Linked DNA regions of Homo sapiens: regions 2 and 3 are each linked to region 1. Evidence: chromatin loops called from intact Hi-C (ENCODE). Cell type or tissue: heart left ventricle. All regions are shown on one strand. Each heading gives the region's core, and the rest is flanking DNA. Links, peaks and the distances in the headings are about the cores only.

Region 1 (9,901 bases), core at 3,097-8,096:
CCTGGCTCAGCCTCCCAAAGTGCTGGGATTACAGGTGTGAACACTGCGCCCGGCCTCAAAATGCAAATCTGATCGTGTACCTCTTCTTGCCTCCCACCCTTCTAGGATGCAGGTTATACAACGCTGTGAACTGGCCCCTTCCTGACCCTCCAGCTTCATCTCATCCGCTCTCCCTCCCTCTCAGAAGAACTAACTGGTCCTCTTTCGTTCCCTGGATACACCCTGCTCCTGCTGTCTCAGCACTATGCACCTGCTTTTATTTCTGCCTGGAACACCCAACCATATGTGGATGGGTACACACACACACACATCTTCCCTGCTAACTCACATGGATCACCAGTGTCACTGACTCCCTAGATGTATATGACATAGTCATGTATCACTTGATGTGTATGACATAGTCATGTATCACTTGATGTGTATATGACATAGTCATGTATCACTTCATGTTCTGAGAAATACGTTAAGCAATTTTGTCATCGTGTGAGCATCATGGAGTGCACTTACACAAACCTAGTGCCTACAACACACCTCGGCTATACGGTCCTTTTGCTCCTAGGCTGCAAACCTGTGCAGCATGTTACTGTACTGAATACTGTAGGCATTTGTGTATCTAAACATATCTAAACATAGGACAAGTACAATAAAAACAGTATAAAAGAGAAAAAATGGTTCATCTGTATAGGGCACTTACTATGAAGGTATGTCCGGAATTGGTGGGTTCTTGGTCTCACTGACTTCAAGAATGAAGCCGCGGACCCTCGCGGTGAGTGTTAAGAGTTCTTACAGGCGGCGTGTCCGGAGTTTGTTCCTTCTGATGTTCAGATGTGTTCAGAGTTTCTTTCTTCTGGTGGGATCATGGTCTCGTTGGCTCAGGAGTGAAGCTGCAGACCTTCGCGGTGAGTGTTAACAGCTCTTAAGGCGGCGGGTCCGGAGTTGTTCTTTCCTGCTGGTGGGTTAGTGGTCTCCCTGGCTTCAGGAGAGAAGCTGCAGACCTTTACGGTGAGTGTTATAGCTCACAAATGCAGTGTGAACCCAAAAACTAAGCAGTAGCAAGATTTATTGCAAAAAGCAAAAGAACAAAGCTCCCACAGAATGAAAAGCGAGCAGAGCCAGTTGCCACTGCTGCCTCAGGCAGCCTGCTTTTATTCTCTTATCTGGCCCACCCACATCCTGCTGATTGGTCCATTTTACAGAGAGCTGATTAGTCTGTTTTACAGACAGCTGATTGGTCCATTTTGACAGGGTGCTGATTGGTGGGTTTACCATCCCTGAGCTAGACAGAAAAGTTCTCCACGTCTCCAATAGATTAGCTAGATACAGAGTGTCCATTGGTGTATTTACAAACCCTGAGCTAGATACTGAGTGCTGATTGGTGCATTCACAATCCCTTAGCTAGACATAAAGATTCTCCAAGTCCCAAGATTAGCTAGACACAGCGCCTGATTGGTGCATTCATAAACCCTGAGCTAGACACAAGGTGCTGATTGGTGTGTTTACAAACCTTGAGCTAGATACAGAGTGCTAATTTGTGTATTTACAATCCCTTAGCTAGACATAAAGATTCTTCAAGTCCCCACTAGACTCAGGAGCCCAGCTGGTTTCACCTAGTGAATCAGCTGAGGCCCAGTGAGAATTTGAGCGCGGTGCCGGCAAGCCGGCACTGCTGGGGAACGCAGCGCACCCTCCGCAGCTGCTAGCCCTGGTGCTAAGCCCCTCACTGCCCCGCGCAGGCGGCACCAGCCGGCCGCTCCCAGTGCAGGGCCCTCCAAGCCCACGCCTACCCGGAACTCGGGCTGGCCCGCCAGCGCCGCATGCAGCCCCGGTTCCCCCCCCCACGCCTCTCCCTCCACACCTCCTGGCAAGCAAAGGGTGCCGGCTCCGGCCTCAGCCAAGCCCAAAGAGGGGCTCCCACAGTGCAACGGTGAGTGACGGGCTCCTCAAGCGCCCCGAGGCTGAGGAGGCACCGAGAGCGAGTGAGGGCTGCTAGTACCGTTGTCACCTCTCAAAGGGAGCTTGCGGGCCTGGAAGTTGCTCTGGGTGAGTCTGTGAGTGAGTGGTGGGTGAATGCGAAGGCCTAAGACATGACTCCTGAAAACTTCATAAGCACCGTACACTTAGGCTACACTAAATCTGTTTTTAGAAACATTTTTCTTTCTTCAATAATAAATTAACCTCTGCCAGGCGCGGTGGCTCACGCCTGTAATCCTAGCACTTTGGGAGGCTGAAGCGGGGGGATCACCTGAGGTCAGGAGTTCGAGACCAGCCTGGCCAACATGGTGAAACCCCATCTCTACTAAAAATACAAAAATTAGCCAGGCATGGTGGCAGATGCCTATAATCCCAGCTACCTGGGAGGCTGAGGCAGGAGAATCACTTGAACCCGGGGGCGGAGGTTGCAGTGAGCCGAGATCACACCACTTCACTTCAGCCTGGGCAAAAGAGCGAAACTCTATCTCAAAATAATCAACCCAGCTTACTGTAACTTTTTTTACCATATAAACTTTTTTTATTTTTTTAACTTTTTGACTCTTGAAATAACACTTAGCTTAAACTCAAACACACTGTACATCTGTACAAAACGTTTTCTTAGAATGAAGACACGAACACACACATTACACACGTTAGGGTCAGGATCACCAGTATCACTGTCTTCTACCTCCACATCTTGTCCCACTGTCTTCAGGGGCAATAACACACATGGAGCTGTCCTCCTATGATAACAGTGACTTCTGGAATACCTCCTGAAGGACCTGCCTAAGGCCATTTTACAGTTAACTTTTTTATTTTGTAAGTAGAAGAAATACATTCTAAAATGACAATGAAAAGTATAGTATAGTAAATACACAAAGGAGTCATATAGTCATTTGTTATTAAGTATATTATGCACTGTATGTAATTGTATGTGCTAGACGTTTATAAGCCTGGCAGCGCAGTAGGTTAGTTTACATCAGCATGACCGCAAACCTGTGAGTAATGCATTGAGCTATGACGTTGCCACAGCTATGACCTCACTAGGCTATGTAATTCAGCTCCACTGCAATCTTATGAGACCACTGTTGTATCTGCAGGCTGTGGTTGACCAAAACATTGCTATGCAATGCACGGCTGTATAATTACTTGTTCAATGTCTTCATCGCTAGACTGTAAATTCCACCAGGGTAGGGACTGTGTTCCTACCACCTTTAGCCCCAGCACCCAGCACAGGGCCTGGCCTCTGGGAAATGTTCGATAATTACTTTTTATTCTATTTTATTTGAGACCAAGTCTCGCTCTGTTGCCCAGGCTGGAGTGCAGTGGTGCGATCTTGGCTCACAAGCGCTCTGCCTCCTGGGTTCAAGTGATTCTCCTGCCTCAGCCTCCTGAGTAGCTGGGATTACAGGCACATGCCACCACGCCTGGCTAATTTTTTTGTATTTTTAGTACAGACGGGGTTTCACCAAGTTGGCCAAGCTGGTCATGAACTCCTGGCCTCAGGTGATCTACCCACTTTGGCCTCCGAAAGTGCTAGGATTACAGGCATGAACCACAGTGCCCAGCCAATTATTTTAAATTAATAATCAGTTAACAAACCAGTAATTATCAGCCTTTTATATTTTATAATCCACCAATTTCTATTTTATTCCCCTAAGCTGTAGGTGCCTTTTATTCTTGTTTTTCAAGAAGGAGTTTTGCCTGGGCACATAACATTGTACACTGGTTCCTGGGCTCAAGGTTGGGTGCTACCACTTGGCTCAAGGCTGGGTGCTACCACTCTTATGCGTCCCCTGCCAAAGCCTCTGTCATGTTGTGCAGTTTCCCGTACACTTTGCCAGCCAGGACTAGACTGTCTATTGATATTTTTCTCTCTCCCTGATTCACCACCACGAGGCTCTGGGTGGGGAACCATGAAAGGGATGCGACTTTGAAGAGCCCTCAGAATGCCACATTGGTTCCCCTGTCGCCGTACACACTCGCCTCCAGCGGTGCCTCCAGACCACCCTGCCACTGCTTTTTTTCTTCTTTTTTTTTTTTTTTTTTGAGATGGAGTCTTGCTCTGTCGCCCAGACTGGAGTGCAGTGGCACGATCTCAACTCACTGCAACCTCCATCTCCTGGGTTCAAGCAATTTTCCTGCCACAGCCTCCCAAGTAGCTGGGACTACAGGCGCATGCCACCATGTCTGGCTAGTTTTTGTATTTTTAGTAGAGACAAGGTTTCACCATGTTGGCCAGGCTGGTCTCGAACTCCTGACCTCAGGTGATCTGCCCACCTTGGCCTCCCAAAGCGCTGGGATTACAGGCGTGAGCCACTGTGCCCGGCCACCCTGCCACTTCTTCCATCGAAGCCCAGCCCACGATGCTGCTTCCCCTCCCTGCCCCACTCCATGTCCAGAGCCTCTGCCCATCTCACCAGTAAACACCCAAGAATCAGTGGGCTGCAGGGAGAGCTCCACCAATCCCCCTTGGTGCGGTGGCTCACGCCTGTAATCCCTGCACTTTGGGAGGCCGAGGTGGGCAGATCACCTGAGGTCAGGAGCTCAAGACCAGCCTGGCCAACATCGCGAAACCCCATCTCTACTAAAAATACAAAAATTAGCTGGGCGTGATGGCGCACGCCTGTAGTCCCAGCTACTCGGGAGGCTGAGGCAGGAGAATCGCTTGAACCCGGGAGGTGGAGGTTGCAGTGAGCGGAGGTTGCAGGGTCGCACTCCAGCCTGTGCGACAGAGTGAGACTCCATCTGAAAAATAAATAAATAAGCTGTCAGAAAAAAACTCCAGCTGGCGTCCCCCTCCCTGCAGCCTGAAGTCTGGAGGCAGAGACAGTATCTAATGGATCCTTATAATTTTAGCCCAAAGTGCGAATGAGGGCATGGCAAAGCCGCAGGCAGAGTTTTGAAGCAATTAACTATGAATGCAAGGGGCCTCTCTCTCCTGCGTTCAGCCAAATCACAAGTGTATTCCCTTCACTCATTACAATGTAGCTAAGACAATTAAGTATTGTCTAACTGTGGCGCAATTAAAACCCCTGTAATTAAGGAAGGTGGGGGCCAGAAGAAAAGGACTCTGGTTCTGAAAACTCAGCCCGAGTCCAAGCAAAAGAGCAATGTACACATTTGCCACTAGATGGCAGGCTTCCTGCTTTATTCGCTAGCTCTCCCAATTTTATTAAATACAGAAATGATCCTGACCAGTACTCTAGCAATCCAATCTTCCAAAGCTTCCAAACACATTAAAACTCATAGAATGTTAAAGGTGGACAAAAGTTTAATGAATTTTTTTGCCGAACCTTACATTTACAGAAGAGAGAGAGAGAGAGTCCTAAAGGTAAACCCCAGGTTGTTTTTCTATTATTCTACTCTGCCTCTAAACAAAAGCCACCCAAAAACCTCCTTAAAAAGAGACATAATATAGGTGTGTTCCGTTTCTGAAAAATGCAAACAGCGCTGTTATGATTTTTTACACCTTTCTGCATGTACGTAATGCTGACAGAGAGATGAACTCTTCCATAAACATGGTTGGATGTTTACCTCGTTTCTGTCTTCTTTGTGAGCTTGGCGAGTGCTGGGGCTAGTCAGTAACTTGAAGTCCAAGATCCCTAATTCAGCTCTGTGCTCTCACAGCCTTACCAAAGCCTGGTAAAAGGACAAATGAGACATCCGAGTTGGTTGTAAGGAAGTAAAGTGGAGTCCCTACAACCAGCTGGGTGACTTTAGCCAAGGGACTTGCTTCTTGGGACCTTGATTTCAAAAAAAGGGGACGTTGGATTCACTCTATCATCTAAATCTGTAAGTGCAAAAAGTAATACAAGAGAAGTGTCCTGTAGAGCACGAGGAATGTTGCAGGACATGGGTTCTCAAAGTGTGGTCGGACCCCTAAGCGTACCCTCTCCCTTCTCCGATTATGTATCTATTCAAGGACAGGTTTTTTTCATAGACTTCAGTTAAAACAACATGTCAGCGAGGCGTGGTGGCTCACACCTGTAATCCCAGCAGTTTGGGAGGCTGAGGTGGGAGGATCACCTGAGATCAGGAGTTCGAGACTAGCCTGACCAATACAGTGAAACCTTGTCTCTACTAAAAATACAAAAAGTAGCTGGGCTTGGTGGCAGGCGCCTGTAATCCCAGCTACTCAGGAGGCTGAGGCAGGAGAATCGCTTGAATCCGGGGGGCAGAGGTTGCAGTGAGCCGAGATTGCGCCATCGCACTCTAGCCTGGGTGACAAAGCAAGACTCCATCTCAAAAAAAAAAAAATCACAAGAGATGGAATGAAGGAGATATGAGAATCTGTAGACCAAACATTTAAAAGATTTGCAAAAATATAAAACAACACCACTCTGCAAATGTCTTTGTTTTAGAAAATATAGCTATTGTTGGTAAAAATGTGTAATTTATGTTAACATGCAATGGATTTTTACAGTTATTGTTACATGTATTAATAAATATTTGAATTTTCCCAGCTATAATTTCTAATATAGCAAGGCAAATATAAAAATGTCTCACATGAACAAAAGCTCTTGGAGGCTGTCAATCATTTTTAAGAGCATAAAGGGGTCCTGAGACCAAAAATTTGAGACCTGCTGTTGTAAGTTTCATCAGTCCCTTTCTTAGCTCTGTTATTTATCTTTTCATTCTTCAGAAGCAGAGAATTGTATATCCAAAGATGTTAATTTCAGCATTATCTACAATAGCAAAGAAAAAAGAGACTAAAAGACAATGTCTAACACCAGAGGAAAGGTTCAACCATAATAAATATGCTCCATTGACCCAATAGAATTAGATATTATAGTATTATAAGAAAATGATTAGGGGCCGGGCACGGTGGCTCATGCTTGTAATCTCAGCACTTTGGGAGGCCAAGGTGGGTGAATCACTTGAGGTCGGGAATTCGAGACCAGCCTGACCAACGTGGAGAAACCCCATCTCCACTAAAAATACAAAAAAATTAGCCGGGCGTGGTGGCCCATGCTTGTAATCCCAGCTACTCGGGAGGCTGAGGCAAGAGAATCACTTGAACCCAGGAGGCTGAACAGAAAAGGACAATGGCCTCTTTGTCCCTAGTGTAAGAGAGCTGGGGGGAGCCCTAGGAACCCACCAATGGTAAATTTAAAATGCTGCCTTAAAGGTATTGAACAAGTCCGGGTGTGATGGCTCATGCCTGTAATCCCAGCACTTTGGGAGCCCGAGGCGGGAGGATCACTTTAGCCCAGGAGTTCAAGATCAGCCTGGGCAACATGGTGAGACCCCATCTCTACAAAAAATATAAAAAGTAGCCAGGCGTGGTGGTGCAGGTTGCGGTGAGCCGAGATCAAGCCATTGCACTCCAGCCTGGGCAACGAAAGCGAAACTCTGCCTCAAAAAAAAAAGAAAAGAAAAGAAAAGAAAATGATTATATGGCATAATGTTAAGTGAAAAGACATAAATTGGCACTACCCCAATTGTAAAATGTGAGATTGGAACCTAATATATAAAAATGGAAACATTAATCAGTTACTATACTGTATTTCAATGTCACAATTATGGGTAGTGTTTTTCTTTAAACTAGTGGCTATTATTATTTTGTTATCTTTTTTTTTTAATTTTATTTTCTCTTTTTTTTTTTTTTTTTGAGACAGGGTGTCTCTCTGTCACCCAGGCTGGAGTACACTGGTGCAATCACCAGCTCACTGCAGCTTCAACCTCCTAGTCTCAAGTGATCCTCCCACCTCAGCCTCCTGAGTAGCTGGGATTACGGTGTGCACCACCACACCTGGCTACTTTTTATATTTTTTGTAGAGATGGGGTCTCACCATGTTGCCCAGGCTGATCTTGAACTCCTGGGCTAAAGTGATCCTCCCGCCTCGGGCTCCCAAAGTGCTGGGATTACAGGCATGAGCCATCACACCCAGACTTGTTCAATACCTTTAAGGCAGCATTTTAAAGTTACCATTGGTGGGTTCCTAGGGCTCCCCACAGCTGTCTTACACTAGGGACAAAGAGGCCATTGTCCTTTTCCGTTTAGCAAGCCGAAAAGGTTCCCAATTTTGAAAAGCTACCTTCCTCCAGCATACCCCCACAAAAGTCATTGTCCTGAAGACCTCTGGGAACATGACAAATGGCAGATCTGTGCAAATATACAACCGCCCTAACCGAGGCCACAGCCACCCGGCCCACTTAGGAGAGCTGGCATTGAATGGGAAGTGGCCGGCGCTTTCAGCCTGGCCAGCGGGCTGACAAGGGGTCTTTGTAATGGGAACAAAACTGCATCCCCCTTCACCTGGAGATTCTCCAGCACCCCCTCCTCTCCTGCACTGCCCCCCAGCACACATCCGTGCACACACGCACACAGAGGGGGGTTTATGTTTGCTTCGTAGGTGTGTTAATAAAAATCTCCTTAGGGTCACCGCTTCTGAGGTTTTGAAGTGAAACACTGCCCAAAAGGAGGGTTCATCTTCAAGGCAGCCTCACCTTCACCCCATTAAGTAGCTCCTGCTCACATCTTTCCTGAAACCACTTAAGGTAATTCCCTGTCTTAACGCTGAAGGTGCTTATGGTTCTATTTCAGACTCCTGGTGTGGGCAGTACAGGGTGAAAGAAATGCCCCGGATAATTAAGGAGATTATTTTATTCAGGCTATTAGGGAGAACTTTCATGAATACAGAGAAAGTTCTCAGCAAAAAGGAAGTGGGGGAAGCTGGGGTGGTACAGAGGCAAGGCTCTGGGGGAAGAATGGACACGGCTTATTTGAAGCATGCGATGGGAATCTACAGAATATGCAAGGGCAGGGGAGTCCTTTGCAATTTCTACCTCCCTTTGGAGCACCAAATAAAGTCCAATATGGGCAACAGAAGACCAGAAAGCTGGCCTCCCCTGTAGCTGAGGAAGGAGGAAATGAGTAGTGAGAATGATGTCCCAGATGCCTCCAGGGGAGGCGGTTCTGGGGACTGGGGTAAGTAGGGGCTGTGGGGAGAGAAAGAGGGTGTGGGAGGAGGAAACACATCTCCAGGTGCTCTTTGGCAGCTGAAATTTCATTCCTCAAATTCAGAAATCATCAGGCCAGGCATGGTGGCTCACGCCTGTAATCCCAGCACTTTGGGAGGCTGAGGTGGGTGGATCACCTGAGGTCAGAAGTTCAAGACCAGCCTGGCCAACATGGTGAAACTCCGTCTCTACTAATAATACAAAAATTAGCCAGGCGTGGTGGTGCACACCTGTAATTCCAGCTACTTGGGAGGCTGAGGCAGGAGAATCGCTTGAACCCGGGAGGCAGAGGTTCCAGTGAGCCAAGATCACGCCATTGCACTCCAGCCTGGGCAACAAGAGTGAAACTCAAAAAAAAAAAAAAATTTTTTTCAGAAATTATCTCCTCCCATCCTGTCCTTCTCCCTCCGTCTTCCTCAAATGGCAGGAGGGTGAGGCTATGATTGAAAGAAAACCACTCAATTCCTTGTATCCCCCCAAACACATGTACACACATGCAGCTCTGTTCCAACCTCCTGGAAGGAAACTGGCTGTCACCAAAGGATTCCAGCCAAATACTTGGGGTTCCTCAAGGATATCTTTTGAAAACAACAACAACAAAAATGTAGATTTTTTTTTTTTTTTTTTTGAGACAGTCTCGCTCTTGTTGCCCAGGCTGGAGTGCAATGGCACGATCTTGGCTACTGCAACCTCCACTTCCCGGGTTCAAGCGATTCTCCTGCCTCAGCCTCCTGAGTAGCTGGGATTACAGGCGCCTGCCACCATGACCAGCTAATTTTTGGACTTTTAGTAGAGATGGGGTTGCACCATGTTGGCCAGGTTGGTCTCAAACTCCTGACCTCAGGTGATCCGTCCGCCTCGACCTCCCAAAGTGCTGGGATTACAGGCGTGAGCCATCGTGCCCAGCCAAATGTAGATGGTTGAACAGCTCCAGTCACAATGTAAAGTTTTAATTTTCCTCTGC
Region 2 (9,901 bases), core at 2,185-7,184, 160 kb after region 1:
CTGGCAAGGGAGGCTGGGCTGCAAGTGGCAGCCCTCAGATTTTAGGCTCTGAGTTCGAGTTTGATTCCATCGGGAACAGGGGGCCGGTGAGAGCTGCTGGGCAGTGGATGTGATGCGAATCCAGCAGGATTGAGGAGTTCTGGCAATGGGGAGTGAATTGAAGAGGGTAAGAAAAAAGAGTAGGAAACCAAACAAGCACACTATTGTAGCACTCTAGATGTGGAATGATGGCTTGGCTGAGAATAACAATGGAATTGAAGGGCAGATGTAAGAGCTATCATTATGGAAACATCTCTAGGACTTGGCGAATGGTTGGATATGTGGGGGTGTGTATTGCATGCATGTGAGTGTGTGTGTGTGTGTGTGTGTGTGTGTGTTGGGATAGGAAGGCCTGTGATGATAAAAGAAACCCAAAGATAACCCAAGATTTCAAGGCCAAGGGACTGAAGGAAAGATTGCCAGAGGCAGGGAAGTGCAGATGGGGAAAGTGCCTGCCACCTGGCCCTTACTGTCTCTCCACGTTCTAGCCCCACTGGATTGCTTCCGGATCCTCTTTGCATCAGCTCTCCCTTCACTGCAGGCCTGTGTACGGTCAGGGCAGGTCCTTCCACCTGGAACACTTTTCTTCTTGCCCTCTGGGTCTCGCTCATTCCTACCCGTTCTCAGGTCTCTACACAATGTCACTTCCTGGGGAAACCCTTCTTGGATTCCCTGGTCAAGAGCGAACGCCCTTCGTGTTCCCGAAGCCCTTGGCTTCACCCTTGCATTGCAACCTGTGAACTCCTCCAGGGCAGGGCTGTGTGGGGTCTTAGTAGTAGCACCTACCAAAGTAGCTGGGCAAGGTTCTTAGTTGCTGGCCACAGAATTTACTCCAACTAGGCTAAGCACACGGGGGTTTATTACAGGAGAGAGATCAAAGAAATGTCAGGAGGGCTGAACAAACAGACTCTTGTTAGATTCCAGAAATGGCTCTCAAAGCACCCCAACTGAGTTGCCAAGAGTTGCTGCTTCTGCTATAATCAAGAAGCTGCATGATTGCGGAATGCCCCGCTCAGTCATGAAGCAACCACAGCCGCTGCCCACCACCTGCCTCTCTCAAATCAGACACAAGCCTCACACTTACATCTCAGGCAGGTGCTTGGCAAAGGCCATCCATTCTGACCCCCAGCTGCAAGGGGACTTGGGGAATGTCGCTTTCAGCTTTCCAGGCTCTGCATGGATGAGAAGCCTGCTGTGAAGAAACAGCAGTGGGTGCCGAGGGCTCACCCATGGCATCTGCCATAGCGCTCAGCAGCAGTGTGCTGCTTCAGAGCACGAGGTGCACTTTGGATGTGTTGATTGAAGTGCCGGTGGGGTGTCCAGCAGCTGTGGAGGATGGAGAACTGGAAATGTAGCTTTGGGAGGCACTCCGGAAGGGTGGGAGGCCGTGCACTCCAGAAAGGGAAGTGTGGGGAACAAAGAGCAAGGGCCCCAGGGCTGAACCCTGAGGAAATGCTTCGTGAGAAGGACGTTGCCAGAAATAGCTATCGATACAGTAGGACGCTGTCTGGGAGTTTCTGAGAGTGAGAGGAAGGGGGGGGGGGGGTGGCGGGGGGAAGGGGGGTGGCGGGGGAGAAGAGAAAAAAAGTACTTAAAAAGGACCCAAAAGAATACTGTAATATCGTAAGGCCGGGTGCGGGGAAGAGAAAAAAAAATACTTAAAAAGGACCAAAAAGAATATTGTAATATTGTAAGGCCGGATGCAGTAGCTCATGCCTGTAATCCCAGCACTTTGGGAGGCTGGGGTGGAAGGATCACTTGAGGTCAGAAGTTCAAGACCAGCCTGACCAACATGGTGAAACCCCATCTCTACTAAAAATACAAAAATAGGCTGTGCATGATGGCGCATGCCTGTAATCCCAGCTACCCGGGAGGCTGAGGCAGGAGAATTGCTTGAACCTGGGAGGCAGAGGTTGCAGTGAGCCGAGATCGAGCCACTGAACTCTAGCCTAGGCGACAGAGCGAGACTCTGTTTCAAAATAAAAAAAAAGAGAGGAAAAGAATATTATAATGACATTGAAAAGGTGTTCATATGTGAACAGTGGGTTCTGTAAAACAATAGGTTTAGTAGAAAGATGAGAGATTAGATAGATAAATGTTATACAGATAGATAGAAGTTAGACAGATTGATGTCAGATAGATAGTTAAAAAGATAAAAGGGTCCACACCAAGATGTTACCTCTGTGTGGTGGTATTGGATTTATGGGTGATTTTTAAAATTTTCTCCTGCTAATCTAAAATTGCCTTGCAACGTGAGTAATAATACACTTGATCCTTGAACAACACAGGTTTGAACTGTGCCATTTCATCCACTTTTATGTATTTGGATTTTTTTCAATAAATACAGTCAGCCCTTCGTACCTGTGGGTTCTGCATATGCAAATGTGGATCCAAAATACAGTATTTGAGGAATGAGAAACCCACGGATATGGAGGGCCTGCCTTTTCATATTGGTGGATTTTGGTATCTGAGGGGGTCCTGGAACCAATCCCTTGCACATATCAAGGGATGACTATATTTTTTAAATGAAAAAAATGAAATATCCTTTTAAAAATATTCTAACAAAGTATGTTTCCATATGAGCATTGAGGTGAAACTGTGAGAATCCTAGGAATTCGTAGAGCCAAACTGTCACATTATACAGCTGTGATTTAACCTTTTGATCTCTGAACATCCGCGCGCCATCCACAGCACACCATCTATACCAGTGTTAACAGATTGCGTTTGTAGATAATGATCACTGTCCCATCCTCGTGGCACTGCGGTGCCTGAACAGCCTTGACTTCAGTCCTTCCAACTTTGGAATGGAGGGAGCGTCTGTGCAGTGCCAAGGGGCTCCTAGAAGCATGGCGAGCACACAGGAATCATCCCGGCATGCACCTTTGCCATGCCTGGTGGGTCTGCACTCGGCTCTTGGTCTTAGGGGACACCCAACACCCGGGAGACGCAGGCTCCTCACCTTGGCCTTCTGCCCTTTTTAGCCTTGTTAGGCCTGGAAGCATGGGCCGCTCTTTTGTGGGAGGGAAGGGGGACCTGCGATCGTTGTTACAAGACCAAGTGTTTGCTCCTGGTCTCTCCTGCTTCTCTCAGAGCTATGCAGACCAACACAAAATCACGATCGTGGACTTCTTCAAGAGCTTGAACCCCACTGGGACAATGAAGATGTCTGTGGATGAGTTCCAGAAAGTGATGATAGAGGTGTGCTGGGTCCTAGTGGCAACAGGCTGTGTGTGAGTGTGAGTGTGAGTTTGTGTGTCAGAGAGAGGGGAGAGGAGGAGAAGGAGCAAAAGAGCTTGTGAGCACTTCCTAGAGCTTCCTGGGACAGGCTATGGGACACTCCCCTCATTTATCTAGACCCAGAGGGGAACCTAAGACCTCCCTCAACCCCTGCTGAAGTCATTCCTGTGCTGTGGCTTGATGCCACCAGTGACCCGAGATGCCACTCAGAGACACATGTTCTATCTTGAGGTTTTTCTCCCCATTGCATTTCACTACTGGGCAGATAACAAAGGGAGTGAGAGAGGAGACCACATCCCAAAGTCCCAACATTTCCACCTTAGGAATCATTTTCCTGAAATCTCACATTCCTCTCGCTCCCCATGTAATAAAGGTACTGAAAGCCCCCTGTAATGCATACTTGAAGGGGTCTATCATCAGAGCGTCCCAGGAGAGACTTGGGCCCTGCAGGAATAGGACTCCAGAGGAGAAGTTCCCGGGGCCCAGGCAGGGACGGATAAGGCAGTCGGTGCCCGGTGCCCAGGCCGGGGGTGAAGAGGCTGGCCAGGACTCAGCAGCAGGAAGTGAGAATGAACTTCACAGGATGCAAAGGAGAGTCCTGTTCCCTCCCCCGGTCACTCGCTCCACCTGACTCTGATCTCCTCCTGCCTTATTGCCCCCAAAAAGGGGAGGCCCTTTGGAGTCTGGACAATGACCCATGGGCAGGGAGCTTTTTCCAGCCCCTCCATGCTGTGGAATCAGTTTCCCCTGAGCTCTCAATCAGATGCCCTCCATGGTCCCAAGAGTGAGGCATTGTGTGGGGTGTGTGTGTTGGGGGGGGTGGTAGGTGTGTGGGGTGTGTGTGTGTGTGTGTGTGTGTGTTGGGGGGGTGGGGTGTGTGTGTGGTAGTGTGGGGGGGTGTGTGTTGGGGGTGGGGTGTGTGTGTGCATGTGGTAGTGTGTGGGGTGTGTGGGTGTGTTGGGGGGTGGGGTGTGTGTGTGTGGGGGGTGTGTGTTGGGGGGATGGGGTGTGTGTGTGGTAGTGTGGGGGGGTGTGTGTGTTGGGGGTGGGGTGTGTGGTAGTGTGTGTGGGGGAGTGTGTGTGTTGGGGGGTGGGGTGTGTGTGTGTGTGGTAGTGTGTGTGGGGGTGTGTGTTGGGGGGGTGGGGTGTGTGTGTTGGGGGGGTAGTGTGTTTGGGGGGGTGTGCCTAGGGAGGGGTGAACAGAGTTCTATTAACTGCACATGTTCCATCCACCTCCTCAGCAAAACAAGGTCCCCCTGAACCAGTACCAGGTCAGGGAGGTGATAAAGAAGCTCGATGAGAAGACAGGCATGGTGAACTTCAGGTCAGCCCAGGCCCCGCGACGATCCCCGTTCTCTGCAAGGGGCCCTGGCTGGGCTGATGTGAGCTCCTCCAGCTTTCCTGTCTACACTTTATTACTTGAGGCTTCACCCACCTGCCTGTTCCCTGCATGCCAAGTCTGGGCCCCACTGTCTACCCCCCTTCTCATCCCCAATTCACTTGTTCAGCGAAACTTGAGCCCAATCAGGCGCTGCTGGCTGCTGGGCCGGATGCTGGGGATGCCAGCGGGAGGAGCCGGAGCCCACACTCACAGCCCAGGAGGAGGGCAGGCAAGGGAGCAGATCTTTATGCCCTGGTGAGGTGAGAGGAGCCGTAGGGGTGTGTACCAGGCGCCCTTGCAGCCCAAAGAGGAAGTGTCGCTCAGGCGGGAGGCGGCAATGTTTCAGCCGAGTCTGGCAAGACGGAGACCTAGACAGAGGGCGGAGGCACACAAGCACCAAATGCTAACGGTGTGTTAGGGACTACAGGTCCCGCTACTCTGCCATGGCTTGGCAAGTGAGGGATGCTGTATCTTAGACTGAACTCCTTGAAGAGAGAGGACCGGTCCATGATGACGGTGATGCCAGTAAGCAACCCATAATAAGTCCCCGCCACATGCCTGTCCTCTCCACTTGCCCAATAGGCACGCTCTGCAGCCTCACGGTGCCCCATGGCAATGCTGCCATCACCCCACTTAGCAAGTGATGAAACAGAGCTCTAGAGAAGTGCAGCAAAGAAGCCAAGTTCACCGGGTGCAGTAGCCCATGCCTATAATCCCAGCACTTTGGGAGGCTGAAACAGGAGGATCACTTGAGCCCAGGAGGTCGAGACAAGCCTGGGCAAGATAGCAAGACCCCCGTCTCTACTAAAAACCAAAAAAACACATTAGCTGAACATGGCAGTGCATGCTTGAAGTCCCAGCTACTTGGGAGGCTGAAGTGGGGTGATTACTTGAGCTCAGGAGGCAGAGGCTACAGCCAGCCGAGATTGCATCACTGCACTTCAGCCTGGACGACAAAGTGAGACCCTGTCTCAAAAATAAAAAAGAAAAGAAAAGCAGCCAAATTCTCGCAGCTGGGAAGGGCAACTCTGGCCGAGACTCCAGGCCTGAGGGGTCCACACCTGTTCTGTCTCTCACTGCGTTAGACCTCCCAGCCCAGACGAAGGACACAGTTGCCCCTGCCAAGCCTGGGTCTGCAGCTGAGCTCCCATCTGTCTTGGTGGCCCTGTGGCTGGCCTGTGTTCTTAAGAGCTTCTGTGGAGCAAGGCCTCCCATCCGGCCCTGCCCCACGAGCCTTCTCCCAGTACCTCTTTCCTTCGCTCCACTCAGCGTCGTCCACGTGGAGAAACCGCGATGCAGACAAGAAAGGCAGCCAGACCCAGCTGCAAGCCCTGCTCTGCGGAACAAGGCTGCGGCTGTGCGCGGATCTCCTCTCCCTTTAAAATGAGGAGATAACCGCGGCACCTGGGAGGGGGCTGCAAGGAGTGAGTGGGGGAAATGCACACAGCGGCTGGCACAGGGGGCGTCACTCGGTAGGGACACTGGCATCCAGCAAGAGGGCGCCAAAGGTGGCTCAGGCCCGCCCTGCTACCACCGGGCCTCCCACTCCTGTGCTGCTCAGCGGCCTGTCCCTGTGCCTCCTCACCTGCCCCGTGCCTCCTCACCTGCCCCGTGCCTCCTCACCTGCCCCGTGCCTCCTCACCTGCCCCGTACCTAAAGTGGCACCTCTTGTTCCTGGGGAAGCTGATGGCAAGTGCCCATCTCAGAGGCTCCAGACCAGGTTCCACGTCCAGCAAAGTCCCCAGGTTTGCAGGCAAGGTCACATGGCCATCGAGAGACAGAACTGGGGTCTGGGTCCCTGAGTCTCAGCGCCTGAGCAGGAGCCCTTGGGGCCACTTCAAATTGCCCTTCAGATCACACACTGCCGCTTTATCAGCTGTGATTGAAGAGCAGAGTTTTAATTTTTATTGTTGCATGATCCTTTTCATTTTTGTTTTATGTTACAAATAATATCTCATTGTAAAAATTCTAAACCCGGCTGGGCGCGGTGCTCACGCCTGTAATCCCAGCACTTTGGGAGGCCGAGGCTGGTGGAGCACGAGGTCAGGAGTTCAAGACCAGCCTGGCCAAGATGGTGAAACCCCCACCTCTATTAAAAACACAAAACTTAGTGAAAATTAGCCAGGTGTGGTGGCAGGCGCCTGTAATCCCAGCTACTTGGGAGGCTGAGGCAGGAGAATTGCTTGAACCTGGAAGGCAGAGGTTGCAGTGAGCTGAGATCGCACCATTGCACTACAGCCTGGGTGACAGAGTAAGACTCCATCTAAAAAAAAAAAAAAAGAAAAGAAAAAAAATTCTAAACCCACAGAAGTATAGCAAGGAAAAAAAATGAAGGTCCATTTTTATCTCCCTCCATAGTTTACTCTGCCTCCCCAAAGGGCTCTTGCAAACGATCTTAGGTGCACATGTGCATGCCTTTCCCACATACTTATAAGTGTGTGTGTGTGCACACGCACACACATGCACACATGTGTAGTGGGGGAGATATAATGGTTAACAGCATGACCTCTAAGGCCAGAGATGGGTTTACAAATGGTCTCCTTTGGATTTAAGCCTGTCTTAACATTCTCACCCATCAGCCATGAGGCTGTACGGGTGCTCAGCATCTTTCCCTTACCTTTCGTACCAGTTTCTTGAACACGATGAAGCCATAGCAACAAGTCTGGTCTAGAAAGAAGTCTCGGCGAGAGGAGTCCTCGCAAGTCGGATGGTGGCAGGGAGGAGAGCAAGAGGTGGCTGAAATCTCGATGGACAGATGCTGTGGCAGGGGCTGGGCACAAGCAAATAAAGTCTGGCTTGGTTCTGGGTGTCTTGGGCTGCTGGTGGTGTGCCCGTCACCAGGGGGCCACCTTCTGCTTTTAGTGACCACCAGGGGACATGTCAATGCAGCCTCATTAAGAGCTGCACAGACAAATTGGGAACGTGATGGGGTTGCTAGGCAGCAGGGAAAGAGCCTCAGGGAGCAGGTCAGAGCATGAGGGCAGTTGTCACAGTGATTAGAACCTGAGTCCAGGGGAGACTTCCTTGGTGGGAGGCAGTGACAGGGGGAACAGATGCTGAGGGAATGAGGGCAGGGGCCTTTAAAAAGCAAAGAAATGCTGTGGGGTCACAAGGAGGGAGCCAGGACAGGAGACCAAGAGAGTGGGCATCTCATCCTGGCCACATGACCTTGGATCCCCAGTGGCTCCCCTTGAAAATGGAGCAGCTGAAATAAAGCCTTCCCAGTCCGGTCTAGGAGTCTATCATTCTGCATTTCACCTTTAAATTCCTTGAGAAACTGGGGAGACAGGAACAGCTTAGCGAAGGAATAAAAGGAATAGCCAAGAACAGCATTCACTGATTAAGTGGGTGGAACAGGCACCTTTGGGAGTTTTGATTGATCTTACCAGACACCATTGTAGATTAGCAAGGCAGGAACTTTCTTGTGCCCCTCTGCAGCCCCATGTAGTGCTTGGCACATAGTAGATGCTCAATAAACACCTGTGAAATGAACGAGCACATTCACCGGTGATTGTTTGGGGTAAGTGGTGGAAAGTTGGGAAAGTTTAGGGGGCGAGGGAAGGCTGATATTTGGTAACCCACGCTTTGGCGCAGCAGCGAAGGGTCTAGGAACCAAGTCACTATCTCTTGTGTTTCACTTGGCTTCACCAAGGGTGGAGGTGAACACCAAGACCCCTCTGCACATGCAGCGGAATTATTGGAAATAATTTATGTCCCCACTCATGTGCCGTATTCCCCCCCTTTCTCTTCCTTATTAAAATCTTAGCCTTTATGAGGTTTAGGGCCAGGATAGAAGTTTCTAGCAAGACTCATCCCTCCCTAGTACACATTTCCCCCAGCCTAAGCTCACTGGTGAAAACAGAACTGAGGAGAAGAGTGAGAAGGGTGGGTTACAGCAGCCCTCAGAGGAGCTTCCCCAGCACTGCCGGGAGGAGAGGGAGGTCTTCAAGTCCGGCAGGACCTCAGAACAAGTAGCTGAGCTGTGCCCTGGAGGCTGACTCTTGGTCTGGGCTCCCAGCCTGGCAGAGCTCCCCTGCCCCAAACATAGCATGAGGGCATCAGAGCAGCAGCTCTGTAGGGACCCCCTGGGTTGGGACCAATGACCCCCAGCAATAATCAGTGTGGACTGGTGAGCAATAGGTAGAGGGCCTCTCGGGACAAGTGGGCACCACAGAGCCTCAGTGGCACCACCCTGAGCATGTTCCTGAAATGGAATTTCCATCAACGGGGTGGATTAGGGGCTCAGAGTCAAAATGAGGATGATAAAAGGAATATAAAGAAATGCAAAGGCCAGACGCAGTGGCTCATGCCTGAAATCCAGCACTTTGGGAGGCCAAGGCAGGCTGATCACCTCAGGTCAGGAGTTCGAGACCAGCCTGGCCAACATGGTGAAACCCCATCTCTACTAAAAATACAAAAATTAGCCAGGCATGGTGGCAGGTGCCTGTAATCTCATCTACTCAAGAGGCTGAGGCAGGAGAATTGCTTGAACCTGGGAGGCAGAGGTTGCAGTGAGCTGAGATCACGCCATCGCACTCCAGCCTGGGTGACAAGAGCAAAACTCCATCTCAAAAAAAAAAAAAAAAAACAAAAAACAAAGAAAAGAAAAGAAAACGAAATGCAATAAGGAGTCTATGGGCTGAAACATCTACCATAACATCGGGTGCTCTGTAGACATCTGCTCTATCTCCCCGAATAAAGTGAAGTCCTTGTCGTCTGGGATCATGTCTTTTTTTTTTTTTTTTTTTTTTTTTTTTTTTTTGAGAAAGAGTCTCACTCTGTCACCCAGGCTGGAGTGCAGTGGCGTGAACACAGCTAACTACAATCTCTGCCTTCCAGATTCAAGCAATTCTCATGCCTCATCCTCCCGAGTAGTTGGGATTACAGGCTTGCACCACCATGAGCAGCTAATTTTTTGTATTTTTAGTGGAGACAGGGTTTCCCCATGTTGGTCAGGTTGGTCTTGAACTCCTGACCTCAAGTGATCTGTCTGCCTTGGCCTCCCAAAGTGCTGGGATTACAGGCGTGAGCTGCCGTGCCTGGATGGGATCATGTCTTTTAAATCTCTTATAATCCATAAAATTCTCCAAGTTCCCTGCCTGTAACTGAGTGCCCAGGTGCAACCCTGAGGGTTATGTGTGGGCAAGAAGGAGAGGCTATGAAGTAGCAAAATGTGTGATGGACAAGTTATAAATTTGTAATGCTTATGGATCAATAAAAACACATTTTTTCAAGATAATTTTG
Region 3 (9,901 bases), core at 1,645-6,644, 74 kb after region 1:
TAGAAAGGATTCAGATTGTGGAAGGGTAAACGGATGAGATGACCATTAAGGTTTTGTTTTACTGAGAGGCTGTAAGTCTGCCAGGGACAGCTGTCAGTAAGGCTGCAGAAGGGCTGGGGGGCTACACAAGGAAGAGCAGAACTAGGGTTGTAAGCTCAAATGACGAGCAAACGGTGAGAAGGAGGCCTGAAGGGCTGTGTGGGGACTATGGCTACCTGAAGAGGGCACACCCTGTTAAAGGGGCCACAGCTGCTCAGCTGTTCTTACAGTGCCGGCCCTGTGTTGCCAGATTGTCTGCTTTGTCAGAGGCCAGAATTCTGACTTTTTATGTGAAATAGGATTTTTAAATGCTGGTGATCACTTAAAAAAAACTTAAAAACCCAATACTGGCAAAAGAGGATGCCAGTTTGCAATCCCTGAAGTAGAGAGAGCTCGTGCTGGGGAGAAGTCCACCAAGATGCTTTGAGGCGGGCTGTAGCAAAGTCCTGTTTCTCAGAGCTGGGCTGGGCTGGGGTAGGATCCTTGCAGCTGAGGAGGAGGAAAAGCCACTGAGTCTCCTCCCAGAGCGGGACAAACCAGAGGCCCTTTGCAGTTGCTGGGTCACCAGCGGGGGTGGCGCATGGAGTACAGACAGTGTAGCTCTTGGCCTGCCAGGGAGACGGATGGTGCCTTTGAAGCAAAGAGGAAGGGAAGGCAGAACCAGGGATGCCTTTGCTGATGAGAGTGCCTGTCAGGGAAGGCGCCACAGGCTGGCAGCTCTTCAAACCAGCAGCGCTTGACCCAGAGCCAGATCCAGCATGGCCTGGCCAGAGGCACCCTGGGAGGCCAGCTGGTCAGTCCCTTGCCTCCCCAAGTTCCCCCTGGGGTCAATGAGCCCTGGGAGGATGCCTAACCTAACTCCAGCCAGACTAATAGGGGCATGGTGACCCTTGACTCACCATCCCATCCCAGCTTTCAGGGAGTGGGGGTAGTGTGGTCTCCATGTTCCTACTATGCCTAAGAAGAGATGGCTCACCTTGGGAGGTGCCAGGCTGAAACTAGGTCCTTTCCGGGTCTGGATGCTGCCGCTCAGGAGCAGGGGCGTGGCCTCAGCTGCCTCTGGGAGCTTCCCGGGAATGACAGGGTTTGAGGGGAGTAGATATGAGAGGGAGCCGCTCCTGGTTCTGGAGTCTTAGGAGGTTCCAACTTGCAGGATCCTTTCCCAGAGCCCTCCATGGAGAAAACAGCAAAATGAAGCCCTTACCTGCTTGCTGTCTGCAAGGGAGGGAGCCGAGCCCCAGCTGATAATCCCCCAGCACTCACCCTTCCTGAGCTGAGACTTCGGGGCTGTGGAGACCAGCACAGGACATAGTGGTGCTTTTTAAATTTATTTTTAACTGTTTCTCATATGTAGCAACCCCTCCTCCCCTCCTGGGCATGTTTACACAGGCTCTGCTCTGGGGGCTGGCCTGGCTGTGAGGTTTCTGGGGAGGCAGAGAGGCAGGGACTTTGGGGCCTTAGTCACCATCCATGGTATCACCTCATCTCACTTCCTGTGAGGGACAGGGCCTGGCTGATGTGATCCCAGCTCCCCCCAGTTCAGGACTGTCTTTCAGCTCCTTTGCCCCTGGAGGTGGGGGCTGCTGGCTGAGGAGGGGTCAAGGTGAGTTCAAGAAAGCTACCTGTGGAAAATGGACCAGGTTGGGGGGGTGATTGCAAAGTCTCCCCAAAGCCTGGCTCCTCATGCTCAGTGCCAGGGGCAGAACACTGGGGAGCCAGGTATAGAGAGCCTTCCTGTCATAACTGCCAGTCCTCTTCCTCCAAGGCCTCTGCATATTCTCATGTTCCCCTCACCCATCATGCCAGCCACCCCTATCCCTCTTCTAGCAGGGCCAAGATGGGGACAGCAGCAGCCCTCTGGCCTTGGGATGTGATGATAAAGCAAGCCTAGGGCCAGGGTTTGGGGAGCAGAGAGAGCCAAGAAGTTGACCACGTGTGATTTCCAGCCCTTCCCACTGGGACTTGACTTCCCAGGTCAAGGAGTCCGTCTCATTCTGGCTGGTCGAGTGACCAGAGGCCTGTGTGAATGTGTGCACCTGCTTTTCCTGCCTGGAATGTTTTCTGGCTCAGCTGCAGCAACATCTGTGAGCCCAGTGTCTGCCCTGTGTCCCTGGGCTCGCTCCAAGTGCAGGAACATACATGCAGGGCCCAACATGATGATGGTGTGAAGGGCAGGAAACAGTCCTCTGAAGGAGTGGGGAGGTGGGCAGTCTGCCCCCGCCAGGTACCATCGCCTCCTGCCAGCTTCCTTAGACCAGGCAGGGCTGCCATGGTGCTAGCTGCAAGTCCATCAGTATTGACCGTCTCGCTCCATCTTGGTCCTCCGGAGTCCCAAGTTTCCTTTTCATCAAATCTGACAAGAGAGAAGAAACATGGGTGTGCTTGGCCCACAGGGCCTGGTGGTGATGGACCTCCCCGCTCCCTCAAGCTCTGGATGGCTGCAGTGTTGTACTAGACTTTGTTCAGGCTGTTCTCATCTCAGTATTGCCCCTTCCTTTCACTTTCACACTTCATCTCATTCCTGTTGTCACTTTCCCCGAAACGAATAAAGTCTCCCCAGCTCCTGCTGTGTAGGCTGGGCAGAAACCACAACACGTAAGCCTTGTCTCCTTTCCTTTGGAGCTGGGGCCCGAGCCCTCCCCCAGCCCAGCGGCATTAGCCCCATTGGCTCTGGGAAGAGCCTGACCTGAGGTGAGCCTGAAGCCAGGGAACAGGAAACCTCCCAGCGCCTGCAGTCATGATGAAACTTCTGGGGTTCCAGACTTCCTCAGCCTGCTGAAGCCCCTCAGGCCTTGTTAACCCTGATCTGTGAGCAGTGCTTTCCCCCTCTTCACACAGTGGGCCTGGCCTCCAGAGGCTCAAGTTAGCACCCAGGATGTATTCCAGGACCCTGCTCTTCCAGTCTCAGTCCACAGCAGTCCATCAGGAGCAAAGGAGAAATGGGGCATGTTCTCCTGGGAGATGAGTGTAGCTCAGGAAACCGTAGCAACCTTCTCATCACTTGACATCCAGAACCCATGGGGTGGAAAACACTTCGGGTCCCATCCGTCACCCCCCACTCTTCCTCTCTGTTGTCCCTCCAGCTCTGGACCTCTTCCCACACTTTCAGACAAGCCCAAACAGTTGAAACCAGACTTGCACAGAAAATATCTTTTGGATTTCACAGCATATTTCACCCATAACCCTTCCTGCCCTTGTCTCAGCTCTCCTTTCATTCAGCTTAAGGGTAAAACCCAGACCTGTGAGAGAGGAAACAGTGTATTTCTTACTTTTCATCCCAGCCAGTCCCCACAAGATCGTGGCTAGAAGTGTAGCTTCGCACCGCCAAGACCCCCTCATTTTCAGTGGTGTGGTAGTGACCAGGGGAGGAGGAGGCATGGCAGCAGGAAAAGGAGAGGTGACCCGCAGGAATCCATAGACATCTGGGACTGTACACCAGTAAACGGAGGCAGTTTTGTTACAGGCTCCTTTAAATCCAGCTAAAGCATTACCCAAAAAAAGCACTTCAAAGTAACCAGAATTTATGAATACCTTGCATTGCACACCCTTTCATAGACGCAGTGTTGTAATTTTCATATTTAAGTCCAGCTGATATGATACCAAGTAAAGGGCCTCAGGCTTCAACAAGACAGGTTCATACACAGTGGGGCCCCTGGCCTGCTCTTGTACAAATGAGGGGCTGGGTAAGTAAGTGCTGGGGTGAGAATCTACGTAATGAGTCAGGTAGGCTCTTTGTGGACACTGGCCATTTTCTTAGAAAGCAGAAGGAAATGTCATTGCAGACTCCTGGAGGATCAGAACCCGACCTGCTTGGGGGTGGAAGGGGTTACCTCATTTCCTGCTGTCCCATTCCTCAGGCTCACAGCACGCACCTGCCTAATTTAGGCACCTGACTAACTGGGTTAGACCTTTGGGTGCAGGTGGCCCTTCTCAGAGGCCTGACGATGAAGGGGTTGAAGCTCTGCTGCCCCATTTACCAGGAGCTGGCATTTGGACCACTACCGTGGAGGTAGTGACAGGAAGCAGTCATACCAAGAACCAAGCAGAATGGCCCAGAAGCAGGCTGCCTGTAACCCTTAGTGTCTGCCAGCAAGGTGAGGGGACCAGCTGTTGAGGCCTGGCAGAAGATGAGGAGAGGCCACGTCAGGTCAGCTGGCAGGTCACCTCTCTGAGCCCCGTCCAAATGACAATGTGCACACAGATATACAAACTTTTTCCAACCCTGAGCCTGAAAGGACTTGGTTGTTGGAAGCACAAAACCTCCAAGAATTTTAAGTGTAGGCTCTGTTCTCTCCACAGCGAGCTGAGGCTTCAGGCCTTAGGGTCATAGGAGCTGACTGGGGATGGGACAGAAGTGCAGAGTTCCCTCCACAACCCATGAAGTCCACATTCTCTTGCTTCCAGCAGATCTGCACCCTCACCACCATGCTGCCATCTGGCTGGCCCATACCTGGAACAGTCTTGTCTAGCACATTTGCTCAGGAGGGAGAGGAGAGGGGATGGACCAGAGTGATGGGAGCCCAGGGCTGCAGGGCAGCTCCCCCTGGTGGACCCTAGAGGTGGCCCCTCCCACTCCTGGGAGAAGAGAAGCCACACTGTGCATTTCGCAGCCAATCAAAACACAACCCTCCAATAGAGGGCGGAATGGGGTTACCAGAAGCTGGGAAAAGCAGGGGAGGAGAATGAAGAGCAGGTGGATGGTACAAAAATATGGTGAGGACTAAGTTCTAGTATTTGATAGTACAGTAGGGAGACTATAGTTAACAATTTATTGTATATTTCAAAATAGCTAGAAGAATTGGAATGTTCCCAGCACAAGGAAAAGATAAATGCTTGAGGTGATAAATGTCCTTAAATATCCTGACTGGTCATTACACTTTGTACGCATGTATCAAAATACCATATGCAGCCCCAAAATATGTACAACTATCACATGTCAATTTTAAAAAGGAAAAACAAAACAACCAGAACATTCCTCTAGTTAGTAGCTACAACAGGGCAGGAACTGGAGAGAAAAACAAAACAAAAAAAGCAGCAGCCTCCTGACTGGCCATTTCCCTTCTTGGTCTCCAGTTAAAAGCTGCCTCTGAGCTCCCCCAGCCCCAGGCCCCCACCACCAGCCTCTGCCTTCCAAGATAACCTGTCTTGCCTGATCCTGGAAAGGCTTGTGAGAAACTTGGGGTGGTAAGAAATAAACCAAAGGAGATTCTCAAATTCTATCTCTGGGATTTCTGTTTCCTCAGGTGTAAAGGTAGAATCTGAACACCACCTAAACTGCCACCACACAGTGCCACTGTCTTTGCTAGCTGACGTGGAAGTACTGTGCAAACTTAACAGAAGTGCTGTGGAGATGCTAACTGACTGAGGCAACTAGGAGGAACCCTCCCTGCCAGGAAGAGGTTCTTGGGGATATACCTCAAAGCTTAGGGCTTTCAAATACTTCCTAGCCAATGGGCCCAACTGTCCAGCCTGGCTGGGGTAACGATCTACTCCCAACTCCTACCAATAATTCTCTGGAATTCTTAGCACCTTTTTCTTGCCAAAGCCCAAACAAAGCAATTTCAGATCTGAAAATTCTTCACAAGTAGAAGTGATTATTAACTTTAATTTCTATTTCACCAAGGAATGTGAACTGAAATACAGAGAGGTTAAGTAACTTACCTACAGTCACCAGCTGAACAGGCCAAGAGGACAAATGATGTTTCTAATTCCTAGCTGAGTTTTCTTTCTTTTCTTTTCTTTTCTTTTTTTTTTTTTGAGATGGAGTTTCACTCTTGTTGTCCAGGCTGGAGTGCAATGGCATGATCTCGGCTCACCACAACCTCCGCTTCCCAGGTTCAAGCAATTCTCCTGCCTCAGCCTCCAAGTAGCTGGGATTACAGGCATGCGCCATCACGCCCGGCTAATTTTGTATTTTTAGTAGAGACGGGATTTCTTCATGTTGGTCAGGCTGGTCTGGAACTCTCGACCTCAGGTGATCCACCCGCCTCAGCCTCCCAAAGTGCTGGGATTACAGGTGTGAGCCACCGCACCCGGCCGCTAAGTTTTCTTTTTACTAAATCAATTGAGGGGATCGCAACCCAGGTAGTGCAATGGAAGCAACCAAGTGGCTTTAAATCAATCAGATTCTCAGAGACTGATTCAGAGGCCTGGTGTGGGTTCTGGGAACCTGTTCAGGTAAGACAGAAAACCAGATCTGGTTTCAGGGCTCCCAGTGGGCATGTGGGCTTGGCTGGTCTTACTACATAGGGAGGTTGGAAGACAAAAGCACCAACAGAGGTAGGCCTAGGAAGGAAGAGACATTTTTCCAGCGACAGATGGCCCACTGCTCAGCCCTGGCTCCAGAATGCAAAAGAGATCAGAAATAGATGCTCAGCAAGAGGCATGTGCCACCCGCATCATGTCTCATGCAGCTGCCATAGCTTTAATCAGGAAAACACACATCTTATCCCACTTTGCACAGACCCTCCTGAAGTGCAGAAGATACTAGGAGGAGGCATGGGGGGAGCAGATGGAGGAAGAATGAAAAGCAGTCCAAAGAATCATTCTCTCACTTGGGAAGGACAGAAGAAAGCTGTACCCCAGCAGTGTCAAGGCAGGAGGCTTCACTCAAGCCCTGTTCCTCCCAGGCCTCACAGCAGTGGGAATTTACCTCAGCTAATAGAGGGAGATCTTACAACACATTTCTCAATCTAGATTCATGTCTTGAGACCCCACCCCAAGATCAAAAGCTCCTTAGTCTCTTCCTCTGCCCACCTCATTCTTCAGGCCCTCTCTCAAGGACCTAATCCCTTCAGGATCCTAATAAAATGAACAACATTGGGGGGAAAAAAGGTAAACCTTTATTTGGAAAAAGAGTTTAAATAACAATTTAAAACCCCATTTCACTTTCAAAACAGAAACAAGAAAGCAAGGAAAAGATAATCTATCAAGCATCTGCCCTCTGCTGTGGTTAGCCATTTTAAAGCTGCATTTCCCAGCAGAAGAGAACAGTGATGGGCCCTAGTCCTAGGAACCCACAGGGCACTGTCTTGAGACCCTTTTAGGCAGTGTCCAGGGAACAGACAGACAGAATGAATGGTGGGGTGTAGACAGACCTGGGGCTCAGACAGGCACATGCCCAGTACCCAGGAAACAAAGTTTGAAAATATATACACATAGAAAAATAAATTCCCTAGAACCTAGGCATGGAAAGCTTCTAACCATGAATGCAGCAGCACAATGCAAACTGGGTCTTTGGCTTTCAAAAAAAGGAAAGAACCTTAACCCCTGGCTTACTGTCCCGAACTCAAGTCTCTTGACCACTGTCTTCAGTCCCACTTTGGAGGTCGAGTGAGGCAAGAGCAAGTCAAATCTACCAGGGCCAGCAGCCACTCTGACTTAGGGAGATGTGTGGAGGGGCTGGCCCAGGATCTCCCAAGGCCACACCCCAGCAATGAAAGATTAAGGCATGCAGGTGACACAGTGTGGACTAAGGAGTCCCCTGAATAAGCCAGGGTACCCTTCTGTTAGGGGAGGGAAAGCAGACGCAACAAGCAGCTGAGGCCTTGCTGGACAGAGCCAATCCGCAAGTACTGCCACTTCAAATTCTTGGACCAGTTTTGTCCAAGGCCACCTTTCTGCTGAGGCAGTTTGGCCTGAGCTAAATACCAGGGTTTTCTAGAAAGGAAATGGAAGGGAAGCGGGAGATGGGAGATAGCAGAAAGTAAAAAGTGGTGGAAGGAGAGGAACAGAAAATTGCTTCTTAGGAGTGGAGAGGAAAGAGAATCAGCTTAGGTCTTCAGTCCCAGCTGAGGCAGCTGAAGAGTCTACCTGCTCCTTCCCCTACTGGAACTCCTACCCTTGCCCCAGTTCTGCAGGCTGCAGAGTCCAGTGAAACAAGAGTTTCCTGAAGACTCTTTCTCCTCCTAATCCTTAAATAGTTTTAAACCTCATACCACTACCCTAGCCCAATGAACCCCACATAAGGGTTCAAACTTCCGCCTCCCTCAGGGAAGCCTGGGGAAAGGGATGGCCCTTGTGAAATTACACCAGGTCTGTGGGGAGCTCTGGGTTGGAGGCACAGGGCCAGCTGGGACAGGTAGCGCATCCCCCAAAATTTGCCACTCCAGGATGTGGGCCCCATTTGTTCCCAGAGCCCAGACGCCGGGCCTGCCCTGGTTGGCAGGATGAATGCCTAATGAAACACAGAGGCTAAAAGGAGAGATGGGGCCATGCCCTGCTGCTGCCTGCTCATACATAGGTACTTGGGTAGACTCTGAACCTGCCCCAGGCCTACAGCCCCAACATGAAAAGTGGACTGGTCAGAGGCAGGCATGGCTGTGCAGAAGTCTCACCCCAAGAGGACACATACATGATATGCATATCTCACATATGCATGCCTGGCAAGAGGGCTGGGCCCAGAAGTCCTGAAGGCAGGGAAAAGGTCAGGTCAGAAGGTACATCAAGAAACGGCCTGAAAGCAAATAACCAATGAAATCAAGAACTCCCATAACCCTGGTAATTAAAAATCAAGGGGGAGCGCTGGATACATGGAAGGAAGGGGGAGCCCCCCTTCTGCCTCTCCCAGGGCCACTGAGTGTGTGGCACAGGATTAGGAAGAGGCTGGGGTGGGGCAAGGACCACAGGCAGAGAACGCAGCCAGGCCTGGAGAAAGTCTAACCGTGGGAAAAAGGGAACGAGGAGGGGGAAGGGAGGGGATGTAAGTTTCTTGGATCTAAGTTTCTAGATGCATGGGATTTTTCCACAGTCTCTGATCCAGTGAGCTCTTCTGGAAGAGAAGCTCTCTTCCCCTGGGAGCCCTGTCATGGGGCGGTGACTTCCATCCCGAAGCTGGCTAGCAGGCAGAGGTGGTCTGAAGAGCAGAAGGGGTTGGGTAAGCCATTGGCAGCCCAGAGTATCTCTTCAGAGAGAAGGGAGAGACGACCCAGGAGCTTGAGAGTTCCATCTCGATACAGCCTGTGATCTGGGGCACAAAGCAGAAGCCAATGGGTAAAAGCAGCCGCAGCCACACTGCATGGGCAGGCAGTGGCAGAGTCCTTTGGGAACGCCTTCTGCAGGCTGCATCCCCTTGGCTGCCCACTGCCCCTCACCTCCTCTTGCAGCATCTGGCTGAGGAGGCCCCATTTTCTCAGAGATACTCCATAATATCATCAACGAATAAAGACAGGTGAGTTCCGGGGAACTGGGGCAAGCTGGAGAGCCCACCATTATAAGATCTTTTGATTTTCCAAGAGAAGCTAGAGATCCAGCTTTTCTATATAAAATCTGATTTTTTTTTTTTTTTTTTTAGATGGAGTCTTACTTCGTTGTCCAGGCTGGAGTGCAGTGGCGCAATCTCAGCTCACTGCAACCTCTGACCCCCGGGTTCAAGCGATTCTCCTGCCTCAGCCTCCTGAGTAGCTGGGATTATAGGTACCCGCCACCATGCCTGGCTAATTTTTTTTTTTTTTTTTTTTAAGACGGAGTTTTACGCTTGTTGCCCAGGCTGGAGTGCAGTGGCACGATCTCGGCTCACTGTAACCTCTGCCTCCCGAGTTCAAGCGATTCTCCTGCCTCAGCCTCCCAAGCAGCTGGGATTACAGACACCGTCACCACACCCGGCTAATTTTTTGTATTTTTAGTAGAGACGGGGTTTCATCATGTGGCCAGGCTGGTCTCACTCCTAACCTCAAGTGATCTACCCACCTCGGCCTCCCAGAGTGCTGGGATTACCGGTGTGAACCAGTAATACACGTGCCTGGCCATAACAGTAATACACATGCCTGGCCAAAAAGAAACATTCTTTACACAATACAGGCATGGGGCTGGGAGATTGCTATACTGTGCCCACTGGTATGGGGAGAGGAGACAGAAAATAAGG

Evidence for each region. Hi-C counts contacts between places; a loop is a spot of excess contacts. Peaks named below come from ENCODE experiments on the same cell type or tissue, not always from the same donor. Only the 100,000 strongest peaks of a DNase experiment are listed, where the experiment ranks them.
Region 2: it touches region 1 in a loop (3-fold over the local background); 19 of 110 quality-filtered maps call a loop at or near these places.
Region 3: a loop joins it to region 1, with 16 times the contacts of the local background. A loop is called at or near these places in 95 of 110 quality-filtered maps.

Annotation. Positions count from the first base shown.
Region 1 is chr14:76,705,203-76,715,103 of GRCh38, forward strand. It overlaps LOC105370577 (a long non-coding RNA gene), which reads right to left. Exons shown (of 2, transcript XR_007064273.1): 2 at 5,228-5,613. Among named protein-coding and RNA genes, the nearest start is that of VASH1, 51 kb to the right of the region's middle. In heart left ventricle, for the core only: a CTCF peak has its summit at 5,120 (motif pointing right); no DNase peak of the experiment used is centred there.
Region 2 is chr14:76,862,839-76,872,739 of GRCh38, forward strand. It overlaps LRRC74A (leucine rich repeat containing 74A), which reads left to right. Exons shown (of 14, transcript NM_001385106.1): 12 at 3,130-3,237; 13 at 4,518-4,600; 14 at 7,287-7,466. The coding sequence ends at 7,311. Among named protein-coding and RNA genes, the nearest start is that of LRRC74A, 41 kb to the left of the region's middle. In heart left ventricle, for the core only: no CTCF peak of the experiment used is centred there; a DNase peak (open chromatin) is centred at 4,973; H3K27ac peaks cover 2,327 bases.
Region 3 is chr14:76,780,385-76,790,285 of GRCh38, forward strand. It overlaps VASH1 (vasohibin 1), which reads left to right. Exons shown (of 7, transcript NM_014909.5): 7 at 1-2,631. ANGEL1 (angel homolog 1) reads right to left here. Exons shown (of 10, transcript NM_015305.4): 10 at 5,625-9,004. The coding sequence ends at 8,844. It overlaps VASH1-AS1 (VASH1 antisense RNA 1), which reads right to left and starts at 6,340. Exons shown (of 2, transcript NR_104184.1): 1 at 5,701-6,340; 2 at 1,349-2,392. RefSeq lists an enhancer at 4,438-4,487. In heart left ventricle, for the core only: a CTCF peak has its summit at 4,622 (motif pointing left); DNase peaks (open chromatin) are centred at 2,059 and 4,587; H3K27ac peaks cover 3,320 bases.